Regions from separate parts of the Homo sapiens genome. Here region 2 is linked to region 1. A link is a loop called in an ENCODE intact Hi-C map of the cell type or tissue named here. Cell type or tissue: IMR-90. All regions are shown on one strand. Each heading gives the region's core, and the rest is flanking DNA. Links, peaks and the distances in the headings are about the cores only. Region 1 overlaps LINC02492 (long intergenic non-protein coding RNA 2492). Region 2 has its middle 92 kb from the start of ZFP42.

The links. Peaks named below come from ENCODE experiments on the same cell type or tissue, not always from the same donor. Only the 100,000 strongest peaks of a DNase experiment are listed, where the experiment ranks them.
Region 2: a loop joins it to region 1, with 4 times the contacts of the local background. A loop is called at or near these places in 2 of 110 quality-filtered maps.

What each region holds. Positions count from the first base shown.
Region 1 is chr4:187,605,430-187,608,252 of GRCh38, reverse strand. All of the region lies in intron 2 of LINC02492 (long intergenic non-protein coding RNA 2492), which reads left to right. All of the region lies in intron 1 of LOC105377604 (a long non-coding RNA gene), which reads left to right. Among named protein-coding and RNA genes, the nearest start is that of LINC02492, 66 kb to the left of the region's middle. In IMR-90, for the core only: a CTCF peak has its summit at 1,559 (motif pointing left); a DNase peak (open chromatin) is centred at 1,532; H3K27ac peaks cover 768 bases.
Region 2 is chr4:187,902,501-187,905,323 of GRCh38, reverse strand. No RefSeq gene overlaps it. Among named protein-coding and RNA genes, the nearest start is that of ZFP42, 92 kb to the left of the region's middle. In IMR-90, for the core only: no CTCF peak of the experiment used is centred there; a DNase peak (open chromatin) is centred at 1,453; H3K27ac peaks cover 1,005 bases.

The DNA.
Region 1 (2,823 bases), core at 149-2,648:
TTTACTTTAAAGGATTCCAAAGTGTGTGTATAATATCAGATTTTAATTTTTTCCCCACTGCAAGGTGTTAGAGCAGAAATATTATAATACTGAATTAGAGTTCTGAGAAAGCACGGTTCTGGCTGATGCAATGCAGAAACCCAGCTTTTGTTGCAATTTTTCTGGCTTGGTCAAATTACTCACTTGATGTTCTTGGGCAAACTATTTAAAGCATCTCCTTATGATTCTTCAACTGAAAAATGGGGATACTGTAAAATATAAACTGAAAACATGAGGGTATTAGAGGCCCCACAAACACACACACACACACACACACACACACACACACAAAGAGTTCAGCATGTGTCATTATAACAGGAACTTTTTTGAAGAACTTAATTTCTTTGAGACTTAATTCATAACACTGGAACATATAACCTATGCTAGAGATTTCTGTCTTTTCATTTTAGAACTATTCACTTTATGAAATTTCCATAGAGCTCCCAATGTAAATACATTTCCTCTCTCTCTATGGGACAGTCACTATAGAATTATTTCAAATATTTTATGTTTAAGTTAAGTTAACCTTTGTTAAAATGGAAAAGAATGGGAGTGAGCCCCTTTAGTAAGACAAGCTCTTTAGTGCAGATATGGTATCTGGCATAAAGCCAAACCTTCAGGTGCAAGCCTCCTAGGGTGTTCTTAATTGAGCAGCCCTTGCTTAAGAGGTGTGTGTTACCACAGGCTCAGGAGAAGCACAGAAGTTACAGATAAATAAAGATCTTGGAGCTAAATTTATAAAAAGAACCTTAGGGAACTGTATCATCAACCCCCATTGTTTCAGAATGTTGGAGTAAGTTCATAAATCTCACTAATGGAAGCACAAATATTCCTGAACCGTTGCCTACCTTTTATCAATCTGACCATTTTAGGGAAAGATTTTTCACTAAACTAGAGTGGCGGTGCCCACCTTGAAAGGGAAGAGGCCGAGTTGCTTTCCATTTATTGTTCAGACCCCAGGGGAGTGGGGAGGGAGTGGGGGATGCATCCCAGAGGCAGTGAGTGGGGACCTGGGAGGGGACTATTGGGGAACTACTGAGGACAGGGCGAGTGATTGCTGAACCTCTGTGATGAGACACGAAATCTACATTTACTTTGCCTTTAGCCAGCCTCTCCTCCATAAGAACCATACATTCAGTGGTTTTAAGACGAATTGTGAGAGATTATTTCCAAGTTTCTGAAGACCAGTGAAATCTTGGGTGGCTACTACAGGACTCCACCAAGCCTTGAACCTGGGGCTGCAATGCAAAAAGAGTTCATAAAATGCAGCAGCAATGTAAACTCAAAAATAGTATGAGGAGAAAAGAAAACAGTACTCTTAAGGATGTTTTTCTTTTAATATTGTTGTTTGGTATTTCTAAGTATACTTTTCTTTACTGGTGTTGATTTGATTGACTTATTTCCTTTGCGTTAACAAAAGGGTGCTTGTCCAGACTGGTGCCTGAGTCCTCTCTTCCCAAGGGCATACCCCCATGGGAAAGCAGCTTTGTGCAGAATAAGCCACCATGTGACCTGCACTGCCACCTACTGGTATTTATCTCAAACTGCAGCTCAGGCTAACAGACCTGGGTTTGTATAATATGATTAGCCTGGGAATTACAAAATATTTGCAAACTCTGCATCCAACAAAGGTCTAATATCCAGAATTATAAGAAACTCAAACAAATCAACAAGCGAAGGGTGAACGACCCCATTAAAAATGGGCAAAGGACATGAGCAGACATTTCTTGAAAGAAGATATACACGTGGGCAACAAACATGAAAAAATGCTCAACATCATTATCATCAGAGAAATGCAAATCAAAACCTCAGTGAGATACCATATCATATCAGAGGAATGGCTATTATTAAAAGGTAAAAAAACAACAGATGCTGGTCAGGCTACGGAGAAAAGGGGACGCTTATACACTGCTGGTGGGAATGTAAATTAGCTCAGCCATTGTGGAAAGCCGTTTGAAGATTTCTCAAAAAACTTAAAACAGAATTAGCATTTGACCCAGCAAACCCATTACTGTGTGTATATCCAAAGGAAAATAGATTATTGTACCAAAAAGATATATGCACGCGTATGTTCATTGCAGCACTGTTCACGATAGCAAAGACATGAAATCAACCTAAGGTGACCATCAGTGGTGGACTGGTTAAAGCAAATGTGGTACATATACACTATGGAACACTATGCAGCCATAAAAAGGGTAAAATTATGTCCTTCACAGCAACATGGATGTAGCTGGAATCCGTAATCCTAATTGAATTAATGCAGAAACAGAAAACCAAATACATCATGTTCTCACTTACCAGTGGGAACTAAACATTAACCACATATGGACATAAACATGGGAAAAATGGAGACACTGCAGACTACTAGAGGTGGTAGGGAGAGAGCAGGCAAGGGCTGAAAAACCGCCTATTGGGTACTATGCTCACCACCTGGGTGTAATATACTCATGTAACAAATCTGCACATGTAGTCCCTGTGTCTAAAGTAAAAGTTATTTTTTTTAAATGCAAAAATAGCAGACCATACCCAGAGTGAGTAAGAATTTTGGAGATGTTCTAGCCATTGGTTCAATCCCTTAATTTTACTTCTGGCACACTGAGAGCAGAGAAGAAAGATACACCATGCACATGGTCCAAAGAGAAACAAAGCCTGCCATTAGGTAAAGCTGGAAGGACAGGTTTTTTAATCCATAACGTACCATCGTAGTAGGAAAAAGTCCAGCATGAATTGAACTCAAGTTTTATTTGTGCAGAGGAGACTGGGCATTTTAAAGCAAGAGCGAGA
Region 2 (2,823 bases), core at 267-2,766, 300 kb before region 1:
AGCCTAGTATTCGTTCCCATGAGGTTTCCCACAATGTATAGATTACAGTTCAGGTTTTCGTAGCCTAGTATTCATTCCCATGAGGTTTCACGCAATGTATAGATTACAGTTCAGGTTTTCCTAGCCTAGTATTCATTCCCATGAGGTTTCGTGCAATGTATAGATTACAGTTCAGGTTTTCCTAGCCTAGTATTCGTTCCCATGAGGTTTCGTGCAATGTATAGATTACAGTTCAGGTTTTCCTAGCCTAGTATTCGTTCCCATGAGGTTTCTGCTCTGGTGAGTGGGACCTGTCTGTATCCACTAGTGTCTCTTCAGTTTTGAGGGCTGCAGTTTGTCCTATGAGCTCACTTCTCTGATAGATGTAGAAGACTTGTTGATTATCAAGTTTTTCAGCTTTTTACTTATGGTTAGGAGACAGTGATGATTTTCAGGTTCCTTTTATGCCGGACTAGAAATTGGAAGTCAATTTCTGACTATTAATTGAAATATTAGATGATTTACATCTGCTGTGATTATTGGTATGGCTGCGTATAAATCTACTATCCTGCTATTTGTTTTCTGTGTGTGCCATCTTCTCTTCATTCAACCCTCTTTATTTTCTGCTTTAGTTTCAATTGGTTATCTTCTAGTGTTCTGTTTTATGTCTTCTTTTAGCTCATTAGCTATGCTGCTTTATATTTAAAGTGGTTACTCTAGGATTGATAATATATATATTTAAGTTAACACAGTCTACCTTCAAATAAAATTATATTGTTATGCCATTTTACATATAATATCAGAAACTTACAACAGCAGTTCTGTTTTTTTGTTGCAGATGTTGTCTCAGATTAAATTAAGTATTTAAACATTTTTAGTGGTAGGGAGTGAACCTGTCTATAAAAGGAAATAGAAACCAAAATATGGTAAAGTAGTATATCAAAATCTAGTACTTGAAATTAAATGAATATCATAAAGTTATATAACAGAATATAATACATTGATAATAAAATATATTAGAAATAGCAGAACCCATTTGTACACAATAAATTTTTAATTATATGATGAGTATTTTCTTGATATTTTTTCACTAAAATTTAATAGAATTTATACTTCAAGCACTTTTCAATTTTAGTTTCTATTTCACAGAAATAATATTTTATTACTTTAAAATAGTATTTGCAGTCCAAATATTTTTGAGGTCTCATACTTAATCTTAAAAAGAAATATATATATATATATTTAAGATATATATATCTCCTCACCATGTAGTGTCAGTGTAAAATTTCCTAAGTAATTTTACATTCCAAGTATATGGAGAAGGAAAGCCAATATCTTCTCTACACTTATATCTCAGTCTCAAGTAGCCTGATTAAATCTTACTGAATAAGAATGGCATTCATTACATAAACTAAAGAAGACATCTCCACGAATTCCAACCTGCAGTCTATTCTGTGGACATTCTTTATGGTATTAAATCAAAACATTGTAAATTGTATTCCCACTACCACTTCTCATGCTTAATATGGCCTTGTTTTTGATCTGCAATTTAGATTTTCTTTCTCCAAGTCTGTGACATTTTATCTAAATGTTTGCTGAGAAATGGTTTATTATGTTAGAAAAGGGTGAAATAAAGCTGTAGAAATGTAAAGAATCTGGAGAAAAAATAGAAGTACTTGTTAGTTCAGATTTCTGCCTAAAAAGAACCCAAACTACAAATGTGTGCTGCAAAATGTAAAGTAATGCTCCAAGGTGAGAGCATTTTAATTTTTTTTTCAAACGAGCTTAAAAATATGAATTAGGGGTTGTTGTATAACTTAAGCAGTACTGTCAAATGAGTTATATAATACGCCAAACAATAAAACAAATTTGTTCCTTGATTCTTACACTAAAGAAAGACAGTGAACTCACCAAATGTCACAGTGTAATCGAAGGCTACAGCTCAGTTTTCATTTCTTTATTATTACAAATTCTTCTGCCTTTCTCATTGCTCATAGATTAGACGAGCTTCACAGAGCAGTTTGGGTTAATCCCTATAATGCGAGACAGTGCTGTGGTTTTCAGAGAGGGCCAATTCTTCAGCTTTTAAGAGGGAGGGATTTATCAGTGTGTTTTGAAGAGTCTACTATTCAACAGATCCAGGACCACTATGTAGTGACTGATTTGTAAACTCCAACACTGGGTGGGCCCTGGGCCCTGTTCTATAATTCTTCCATGTCTTCGTCCATGAACCTTTGATGTGCCCTCAGTGGCTTGATCCAAAATCTCATGAATCCCCCTTGAGACCTCAGATGTTCTGTCCCCCGACTTTATTCACTTCCCCCTTTTATCCTCAGGTGACCCATTCCTACTTTCCAGAGAAAATTAAGCCTGTACAAACATACTTATAACTGCTTCCATCCTTATCTTTGAATTGGATGGTGACGCCATTGACTGAGGTGATCCCAGAGCCAACCTGCCCGCTGCTGGAGAGAAGAAGCTGCCTCTAAGCCACTTATGCTCCAGCTCCCACACCAGCTGCTATACAGTTCATCCCACAAAGAAGAGCCCATTTCTAGCCTCCTGCTTCACAATGGGCCACCCTTTTCATATGGGCCACACTACCTTCCCTTTAAGAAGAAGAAACACTCAAACCATTTGGTGCTTCAGCTTCCAGGAAGATTAATTGTTATGGAGACTCTCTTTCTCCCCTTGGTTGCCGTAATACTGGCTTCTGCAGGAAAGCATGGTCAGCCAGTGGACCCATAACATCTGTCTTGAACTGGTTGCCCACTTCTCTTCAGGAAATAATCAGCACTGAGCTCATTATGCTCACATCCTTCATTCCCTCATTCACCCAGAAAC